2 separate regions of the Homo sapiens genome follow, and region 1 is linked to region 2. A link is a loop called in an ENCODE intact Hi-C map of the cell type or tissue named here. Cell type or tissue: PC-9. All regions are shown on one strand. Links, peaks and the distances in the headings refer to the core of each region. The heading gives the core; the rest is flanking DNA.

What was found. Peaks named below come from ENCODE experiments on the same cell type or tissue, not always from the same donor. Only the 100,000 strongest peaks of a DNase experiment are listed, where the experiment ranks them.
Region 1: it touches region 2 in a loop (3-fold over the local background); 5 of 110 quality-filtered maps call a loop at or near these places.

Annotation. Positions count from the first base shown.
Region 1 is chr1:172,414,550-172,419,927 of GRCh38, forward strand. The region is part of intron 1 of LOC102724528 (a long non-coding RNA gene); the gene reads right to left. It also overlaps a transcript of DNM3 not described here. Among named protein-coding and RNA genes, the nearest start is that of C1orf105, 3.4 kb to the right of the region's middle. In PC-9, for the core only: no CTCF peak of the experiment used is centred there; DNase peaks (open chromatin) are centred at 892 and 3,202; H3K27ac peaks cover 873 bases.
Region 2 is chr1:171,642,563-171,647,940 of GRCh38, forward strand. The region is part of intron 1 of MYOC (myocilin); the gene reads right to left. Among named protein-coding and RNA genes, the nearest start is that of MYOC, 7.4 kb to the right of the region's middle. RefSeq lists enhancers at 2,294-2,800, 2,801-3,307. In PC-9, for the core only: CTCF peaks have their summits at 2,528 (motif pointing right) and 2,733; a DNase peak (open chromatin) is centred at 2,539.

The DNA.
Region 1 (5,378 bases), core at 219-5,218, 770 kb after region 2:
CTGAGGCACATGCCTTAGGAAACTGCTTCAGTGGCTTTAAGCCAAAGGAAAAGACATTGAGTGTGATTTCCTCAGTACAGACTCTCACTAACAAAAAGTTGGATGATAAAATCAAATGTACTACTCAGGAGGCTGAGGCAGGAGGATCAGTTCAGCCCAAGAGTTTGAGACCAGATTGGCAACACAGCAAGACCTCATCTCTAAAAAAAAAAAAAAAAAAAGTTGTTTGTTTTAATTAGCTGGGCATGGTGGCTCATGCCTGTAGTTCCAGCTACCGGAGAGGCTGAGGCAGGAGGATCAGTTCAGCCCAAGAGTTTGAGACCGGATTGGCAACACAGCAAGACCTCATCTCTAAAAAAAAAAAAAAAAAAGTTGTTTGTTTTAATTAGCTGGACATGGTGGCTCATGCCTGTAGTTCCAGCTACCGGAGAGGCTGAGGCAGGAGGATCACTTGAGCCCAGGAGTTTGAGACTGCAGTGAACTGTGATCGTGCCACTGCATTCCAGCCTGAGGAGTGGAATGGGACCCCACCATCTCTTAAAAAAGAAAAAGACCAAATGTAAGAGCAACAAGAGCTCTCAACTAAGGGCAATTCATCTGGAGCTCTGGTACTTTGTCAAAGGAGTATCTGACTCTTAAGGAGGAAAGTCACATTGGAACAGGTAGCACAAAAGCAGTTTAGAGACATACATGCATTGAGTCTTAATGAGACTTATGAAGGATTCAGATAATTTTATACCTTACCTTTTCTCTCTGACTCTCCAAAAAAGGGATTCTTTAAATTACCTCCATGAGATTATTGTGAAGGAAGGCATCCAGGTTGATCTAAGATTAATCATCAGAGAAGAATGTTGAAGACTATTCCTATTGCCTTTCTTTCCTCCCTTTCCCAAGCCTTCAGGCTCACTCACTGCTCTGGGTTATTAACTTACCTAAAGGATGGGCAAAGAAAGCAAACAGAGCATTTTTTGTGAGTTTTTTTTTTTTTTTTTTTTTTTGAGACAGAGTCTCACTCTGTTGCCCAGGCTGCAATGCAGTGGTGTGATCTTGGCTCACTGCAACTTCCACCTCCCAAGTTCAAGTGATTCTTATGCCTCAGCCTCCCCAGTAGCTAGGATTACAGGCGTGTGCCACCATGCCTGGCTAATTTTTGCATTTTTAGTAGAGACGGCATTTCACCACATTGGCCAGGCTGGTCTCGAACTCCTGACCTCAAGTGATCCGCCCACCTCAGCTTCCCAAAGTGCTGGGATTACAGGCATGAGCCACTGCACCTGGCCTTTTTTGTGAGATTTTAACAGAAAAGAAAAAAGCTATAAGGAAGACCTCCTCAGAGATCTGGCCAGAGGAATGTCACCATAAGACCAAATTTCAGCGTTGACATAGAGCCAAAAGAATGAGGGTAATTCATCATTCTTGTTAATAATTGAGTCTTTTATATATAAATTACACCCATGTTCCAGATACAGCTTTCCAATCTCCTTTACCTGATTTGGCCAAAACATGCTGCTTTGAAGTTATTTTTCAGAATGCTTAAGAAAATATAACCTGAAATTATAGTCTTGATTAGGTAAATTTGCTTATATGTTGAATACTAGGATGGTGAGCTTAAGAATTTGTTAGCAACTCAGTATTCCAATTTAGTACTGCAACTTTCATATGGGAGTGGCAATTGTATGAGGTACCTTTGTAGCTCTACATGTAAAAAGCCCAAATATTTGCAGCACTTGCCTTTAAGCATTTCGGCACTGTGTAAGTCATATAAAAATTATGCAAAAGAAAGAGCAAAAACCCCAACTGCCCATATCCTTAAAAGAACTAATTTTGACCCAGTAAATGGTATCATCAACAACAATGCTTTTTCAGCAATGACAGGAAGGGTAGATACAGTAAAGTGAAGATGAAAAGAAAAAGCTGTCTGAGGATATAAATGTCACCCTGATGTTTCAAGCAAACATTCTAGCTGTCAGTGGAATATATTCCAAGACATAAAGTTTCTGATCCTGTTTCTGGATCAGAACACCAAACTAGCTCAAACAGGAAAGTGTTTTGGCATATGCTAACAGAATGTCGCTTCAGCACTGTGGACTTGCTGTTCAGTTTAATGGCCCACCTCCCCACCCTGCTGAGGTCATTAAAGTGTTCTAAAGCCCCTTCAGAACTCGAAAATAGTTTCTGTTTTCTGGGCAGGTGATAAATCTCATTGAGCTCGACAGAAATTTAATTACACTTTCTTCATGAAAACACCAGGGATACCCATTACCTGGATCTCTAAAGCTAAAGCCTTGCAGACCCCCTAGCCCCTGCCCCGGCCCTGAAGTTGAAAGGTTAGGTACCAATAACAAGTTCTCCATCATTTAAATGGATGGGAGGCCTCTTTAGTGTAGTCAGCTTAAACTGGACTGAAGGAAAATTGATTTTGGACTTTGGGGAAGCTAAGATCATTTTTTACCACTGCCCAGAAATACACCAGTCAGTTTGGCTCCACTAACATCTCATAGAAAATGAAAAAGAAGTTTTTCTGTTTTTGTTTTTGTTTTTTTTTTATAGACTTCATTGCTCCACTCACAAGCAAGAATAAGATGTGTAACAAGAATAAGATGGAAGTGAGCGTTGTTGAACACCTGGATAAGAAGTCAAAGAGAGTAGGGTCTTGAGATAATCTCACCATTCTACAGCTTCCTATAATGTTGAGTTCATTAATGGTTTGGTTAGAAAGGGGAAATTAAAGTGTAGACTTCTGCCAAAAACCAGAGGGAAAGCTTTATTTGGCCTGCTGTTTTCCTACTTACAAAGCTGTTCATTGCAATGTAGGGTTTACTGTATTTTCTCTAGCTGCAAATCATCTCCCTGCTGAACACAAGAAAGGCTGATGTCAAATGAAGCACAACTTGGACCCTCATTTCATTATCCATAGGTCTGATGAAATGCAAGCCAGCCTAGGGAAATGGAGAAAGATCCAGCAGACCAGATTTCATTTACCTTGGGCCCACTTCAGAACAAATCAGAAATACAGTTATACCTAGCTCTTAGACAGAGGGAAATCCTAGAAAATCCTGGGGTTGCCATGGACCAGACCTTGCCTCCTAGTTTCCCTAGGCCTGAATCCAGGCTATTACACACCAGGACTACTCACCTGGAGCAAATTCTTATTTACAAATCCTTTTTTTCTGAGATCAACCTCTGGCATTCTCTGCATTGTGATTACATTGCTCATTTGATCTCTTGACACCTTCTAATTTACCTCACTTAAAAAAAATTTAACCTGCCATTGGCTACATCAACTCCCTCTCCCCCTATGGAGATTTCACAACATTCATTGAAATCTTTGGAAATAACTGAGTTTCACAAAATCAGGGTTGAAAATCAAATATACAAGTTATAAAGGTATTTGGCTCGGGGACTAGTCCCAGTTCTCCTGAATAAGAGTGCATGGATTTATCATTCCATGGTGCAAAATAAGAAGCTTTTTGAGTGAGCTCAAATGGCTCATACCTAGAACATTGCTAGTAGCCAGGAAAAGTCCTGGGAACTGCTAACTTAGCTATGTGATGTCCCTTCATTTCCTTTGCATGTCTGCATGTTTTTGTGTGTGATTTGAATTTGACTTTTGTGAGCTATTTTTGCATGCTATTATTTGGGTTTATTTTATAATTTAAACATTGTTTTCTTCCTCTGCATCTGTGTCTTTCTTTTTGTTATTTTGTTTTGTTTTGTTTTGTTTTTACTAGGCGACCCCCTCCTGCAGTTCCAGGACGACCATCCTAACCCCCATCATTCATCTCCTTTTGTTTCCAACAACATGTCTATCCATGGTATTTAAAAGCTTTTCATTTGCACTATATGTCGTATGTACATAAAAACTTTTATTTTTCATCCATGTGTATAATAAAAACAAAGTTTATTCTATATAAAAATGAAGTGTGTTCTGTTTCTTTTTTTAAAGAAGACCTAAATTTAAAAAAGAATTTGTTTCAACTAAAACAAGGTAAGGTGAATATATTATGTGTTCCTCTAAGAAGCTTAATTCAAAAGTTCTTAAAGCATTGTGATTTAAGACGGTCTTTGGTAGAGACTAATAATCTACCTTCAAGTGAAATTTCTGTCCAATAGAAGAATAAAAAGAAAAAGAAAATTTATGGATGTCTAGAAAAAACACAGAAGACTAAATAATTCCAATCCACCTCCAGGAATCCCATTTTTACTTATTATTGCACCAAAATATTTTTTCCTATTATTGTTTTTCTAAACACTCTTAAGGGAGATAAAATGTAAGATCATAGAAGAAACTGTAGAGCAAAAACACATAAACCTCATAAATTCTATATGGCAAATGTAAGGGCGAAAAACCACATCATTCAGAATAAAAGTACAAGGCAAGGAAATGTTGCCACCTTGAGAAGAAAGACTCTTCATGATGTCAGTAAAGCACTAGAAAAATGGAGTCCATATAAGTTTGAAGGAATAGAGAACTTTTTATTCCTCTATCCTCAAATGGTAATTCTAACACTAAAATTTTAATCTATAATTTTTTAACAAGCATCCCAAAGATGTATCCAAATAAAATGTTTATTATTTAGGTAATATAGTACATTCCACCAAATATGTGATCTGAAGCCTTCCCAAAGGTTTAAGATTTAATTCAGAATTTTATTTTTTGAAAATTTATGTGGCCTAAAATAGAACTTGAAAGTAGTCCTTCTCAAATGAGATCACTTCTGAATGTGCTCCCCTTCAGCATATTAAGATGACAGAAAACTACATGACAAGAGAGTCAAAAAAATCATTCATCAGTTCTATTTACTTCACATCTGACCTAGGCAAGCCCTGGCAAAGGAGGTATTTGGAAGATGTGGGCAGGAACCCCCAGTTGTAAAAGGGAGAGTCCTCATTAGTAATGCTGTTTCTTCGGACCACAAATTTTTTTAAGGACTGAGTTCTCCACTCAAAAATGAAAAATCAGTTTCTTGGTTTAAAATGTTCATATGGCATGTTACATTATTTTAATTGTATCCCCGGTCCAGTGACTACCATTTAAAATCAGTGATAACTAAGAAAGTTCAAAGGCTCCAAACCAAGGCATCAACTGAAGCTCATGTATAGCAGGAAGGAGGTGACTTGATGTAAAATAGCACATAGCATGCAGTCTTTTGTCCTTTCCTTCCCCTCCAGTCCAGGCATTTGATTTTTAAATCAATATTCTTAGTGGATAGCATTCTTCATCCCAATAGACAAAAATGTACCTAGATGATTTCATACCACCTCCCCAAATGAAAACCGAAGTTGTCAAAGAGAAGGTTTTCTTCAATTCATTTTTTAAAAGTGTTTGGTACTTTTCCACTTTGTCTTAAACATGGACTTATTTTTATATGCAGTGT
Region 2 (5,378 bases), core at 317-5,316:
ATGATCATGCCACTGCACTCCAGTCTGGGTGACAGAGTGAGACCCTGTCTTAAAAAAAAAAAAAATTAAAAAAAGAAAGACTCATAAGCCAAAATGTATATGTAACTGAGGACATCCTCAATGTGCATTCCAAACTCCAGGGGCAATTGGGAGTACCCCCCGGGACATGGCAGGCCTTCATTATTCCTAGCCTCAAATCCACAGAGCTATTTATCCATCCTTTTAGTCACATCATTGGAGCACCTATTGAGTGCAAGGCTGTGCTAGGTGCTCAAGAAAAAAAGGTGTCTAAGACACAAGTTTGTCTAATAGGCTAGTCTATGTTTAAAAAAAAAAAAAAAAAGACACAATCAGTCCATGCCCTTAAGGAAATCATAATCTGGCAAAGTCCTCATACCCGAGAAGGAAAATGGGTTTATTCCAGGCTGCTGCGGAAACCAGTTTCTTGGACAATCTGAATGGCTCCTGGAGAGTCCTGGAAACTTTTATTTCATTCCCTGCGTCTCCTTCTCCCTATCTGAGGTTGTGCAGGGGTGAGGAAACCCCTTTGTTCTTCATTCTAAAGGTTGCATTGGCCTAGGAGGGTATCCAGGGCAGGGACTGATTCACTAGGTCAAATGGAGTTTCCTTAGATCGACCTGAGACCAGTACCAGCTGCTTCCCTTCTCCCCCTGTGCAGGCAACACACACCTCCGGCAGGGACTTGGTGCTGCCTATGGGGGAGAGGGACAGGGTGCCCGAGGTTCCCTGTTCTTCTGTGCTGCCAGGGAGAGGTAAGAGAGAGTGACCGCCTTCCTGTACACAGGTGGCAGAACCATCTGTAACCTTCCTCTCTGATGCTGCCTCGCCGATTGCCATGCCTTCTCTCTTAGGCCCAGAACACACACCCAGGCTGTTAGGAGCAGCCCACCGCTCCCTGGCCCTGCCAGCCTCCTGCAATGTGCAGAGGCTCATTCGATGTGGCAAAGTCTTGCCAGGACAATTTTTCAAAATCAGGGCATTAAGCAAGTTCCTTGAATTGAGCTGGTTTCCTTTCATCTGTACCTCTTCTTGGATCACTGCAGACTCTGCCTCAGGACAACTCAAATTTCTTTTCTTTCATTGTCTCAACTCTCAGAATATAAGAGTTGCTGGGCATGGTGGCTCACGCCTGTAATTCCAGCACTTTGGGAGGCTGAGGTGGGTGGATCATGAGGTCAGGAGTTCGAGACCAGCCTGACCAACATGCTGAAACCCTGTCTCTACTAAAAATACAAAAATTAGCCGGGCATAGTGGCACATGCCTGTAATCTCAGCAACTAGGGAGGCTAAGTCAGGAGAATCGTTTGAACCTGGGAGGCAAAGGTTGCAGTGAGCTGAGATTGTGCCATTGGACTCCAGCCTGGGTGACAGAGAGACTCTGTCTCAAAAAAAAAAAAAAAAAAAAAAAAAGGAGTTGGTTTCAGGCAATGTGAGGAGAGAGAAATACTGCATGCCATCTGTACACAAAGTCTGGAGGACTGCCCCAACCTTGTCCCTACACTTCAGCTATGCCATCCACAGTTGCCATGGGAGGGTCCCTTAATAAATGTGTCAATACTAAAATTTCTCTGGAATGTTTCAAAATCACTAACATTTCATTCTGAATGTGGAAGAAAACCAAAAAGAGATTATGAAAATATTAAGGGCTATATTGTGACAGATCGTTAACATTTTTAGGGCTTTTTTTTTTAGGTTTTTAAAAAAATATTAAATTCAGGCGAGCCATCCCTCCCCTGCATCTGGCCCCTTTACACATACAAAATGATGTATTTTATGCTGGTTATTTAATTTAACAACTTACCGAGAAAAGATGTATACTAAGAAAAGTAGGGGTACCTACCTACCAGTCAGTGGGGAGAAAATTAAGAAAGAAATGCCCCTTTTGCTATAGAGGGAAGGAAGAAAGTGAAACCCAAAAAAGTCAGGCATTTTCACAGATGACTTCCTTGTGGATAGCTAAAGTATGTACTGGCTTTGCAACTCTAAAAAACAGCTTTTTTTTTTTTTTTTTTTGTGAAACAAGATGGTTTGTCGGCATTTATAGCTCTTTGCCCATTTCAAGTAATTTTTATGTAATTTTTAAATGTGATCTGGTGCCTTCAAAGTTTCAGAGAAATAGAGAAAGGCTTTAGGACTGCAGATAGCGCCTGATAAAGTTGAACTATCGCTACTACTTATTAAGTGTCTCTTATGAGCCAGTACTGTGCTGGGTGCTTGCTACTCACTACTTTCAAATAATGGTCCTGAAAGTGAACATTAATATCCCCTTTTGCAAATGAGGAAACCGAGGTTCAGAGAGGTTAAGTAACATGCCCAAGGTCACACAGCTAAGTGGTATCGCTGGGACTTGAACCCATGTCTTCCGAGGCCATGGCAGCTGCGAACTCTTCCATCCTGTGCTGAGGAGGTGTGTCAGTTATAAACGCATTGCCTCTCAGAGCTGAATGCACCCTCCCATGTATGCTGTCTGAAGAACAAGAGCTTTGAAGTGAGCGCGATGTTGAACTATCTCAGTAGAGGGCGCTGGAGGGACATCGTGGGAGGAAAAAGGTCTGCAGTTTTCCTGTCCTGCGTCCATAGGTGGTATGACTGTGAGGACATTTGTTGGAGTCCTACCCCAGCCACGGACCCAGAGCGAAGTTCTTCTGTGACCTCACAGCCACAGCCTGGCCATAACCTTTCCACAGCCCTCCCAACAAGGAACCCAGAGTCCCTGCACACGGACCTCAGTGCTCTGGAGGCCTCCTGCCTGTGCCTGCCCTGACTCCCACCATGCCCTTGCCACACGTTGCAGGTTGCCCTCCTCACCTGCACTGGGAGGCGGCCTATTGCAGCTGCAGACCAGCTGAGGCCTGCACACCTTAGCCACCTTCTCTGCAAGCTGATGTGCTGAACCTCACCTTCCCCTTCCAAGCTTGTCCGGCACCCTCCCTCAGCCCTAGGTGCCTATGGAGTTCACGTCTATCTATAGTTGCTCTTTCATCACGGTTAGTAATTCTTTAAAGTAAACTTCCCCAGCTTAACCCACTGTGTGATTTCTATCTCCCGACTGGACCCAGATGGCTACTGGAGGCTTCAGAAGAGTCTCAAAGATGCTGCTCAGCACTTTGTGGGGTGACCCACTCCTGGGGCTGAGCTCAGGTCCCAGTGGGTTGCCTTGTAAACTCTCAGCTCCTGGGCTGTGCACTCAATCCTCTTATCAGTTCTTCTACCCTCACTGGCAAAGAAGAGGCAGCAAAAGTGCCTGGCTGGTGCCAAGTTCCCTGCTGAATCCCACCATGGCCCTTACGGCTCTGAGCAAGGAGCCCTTCAGATTGTGCCTTGCAGGAACCACTCCTTATGTGCATTAGCTGGAATAAACATGAACTGCAATAAAACAAAATGTCAGGGAATGGCTTCCAGGATGACGGCAAGGCCAGTTCCCATTTGGCAGGGGCGATGGTTAAGTTATGAGCCTGCTGGCTTCTTCTAGGTCATGTCAGCCAGGAGCATCTGGCAATGGTCAGACTCCAGGAATAGAGCCATCTGGCATGCGGGTGGAAGCCCAGAATAGAGGATGCAAAACCCAAAGGCAGGGAAACAATCTCGTAAAGGGGCCTGGACCTAAGCCGGAAGTCATAGCTCCTAGTTCAGCTCTGCCATGTCCCAGCTGTGTGACTTTGGGTAAATGACTCCACCTCTCTGAGCCCCAGTATGCTGAGCTGAATTGTTTGGATGATTACATAAGTAACTATAAATGAAATGGCCCTCAATAAAGATGTGTCAACACTAAAATTTCTCTGGAATGTTTTAAAATCACTAACATTTCATTGTGAATGTGGAGGAAAACCAAAAAGAGACTGTGAAAATATTAAGGGCTGTACTGTGTCAGATAGTTAGCATTTTTGGGGCTTTTATTTTTTAAGGTTTTTTTTTTTGTTTTTTTTTTTTTGAGACAGGGTCTCGCTCTGTCACCCAGGCTGGAGTACAGTGGCATGATCTCAGCTCATTGCAACCTCTGCCTCCTGGGTTCAAGTGATTCTTCTGCCTCAGCCTCCTGAGTAGCTGGGACTACAGGTGCCTGCCACCACGCCTGGCTAATTTTTGTATTTTTAGTAGAGACAGGGTTTTACCATATTGGCCAGGCTGGTCACGAACTCCTGACCTCGTGATCCGCCTGCCTCAGCCTCCCAAAGTGCTGGGATTACAGGCGTGAGCCACCACGCCCAGCTGTTTTTTTTCTAGGTTTTTTAAAATGTTAAATTCAGTCCTTCTGTGGTTTAAAGGTTCATGTCTATTACAAAATTCTGGAAATGTTCTGTGTTCTCTGCCGTCGCTTCTTTATAGACTTGGCATTTTAGAGACCTCAACCCGGAAACTGAATTTATTAACTCGTTTGCCTGTAGACATAGGCATTGTAATAATTTTCATAGATATTTTCTATCACTGGAAAGTTCAGTCCATATTACATAAATGAAAGGAATGAAGTAAAACAAGCTATGCCTAATTATCTACAGGTTGTCAGAAACATCTTAGGAAAGTGAAGACTAGCTAATAGACTATTGTCCTGAGTACTGCTCTAACTTGTACTGTCTCTAGAATCAACGCATGTTATTAAAATGTTATGCACATGTTGACATATTGATTATTGAATGATGCTTTAAAACAATAGTGGAACCCTGGCCAGGTGCAGTGGCTCATGCCTGTAATCCCAGCACTTTGGGAGGCTGAGGCGGGTGGATCACGAGGTCGGGAGTTCAAGACCAGCCTGGCCAACATGGTGAAACCCCATCTCCACTAAAAATACAAAAATTAGCCGGGCATGGTGGCGTGTGCCTGTAATCCCAGCTACTTGGGAGGCTGAGGCAGGAGAATTGCTTGAATCCAGGAGGTGGAGGTTGCAGTGAGCCAAGACCACGCCACTGCACTCCAGCCTGGTGATAGAGCGAGACTCCATCTTCAAAAAACAAAACAAAACAAAAAACAAAAACAATAGTGGAACTCAAGTAAAATAAGCCTTTCTAGTTATATTTTATTCACTGGGTGGCCACTGCTCAGCGCTGCACTGGGTGCTTCCCTGTGTGACTGCTAATTTGCATGATGACTCCCATGAGGGATTCTCATCCCCATCCTATTCTAGGTGAGGAAAGGGAATCTGCAGCACTTGTGTTGAACACCTCAGGTTTCTCCCCTCACCCTCCCCTCACATCCTGCCCACTTTTTTGCAGTCATTGCTGAGGCAACCTGCCTCTTGCAGTTATCACCTGCGGGGACCTCGCCTCAGCCACCGTGGCCCAGCTTCTCTGACTTTCTGCATAGAAAGTCTACAAGAACAGGCCAGGCGCCGTGGCTCATGCCTGTAATCCCAGCACTTTGGG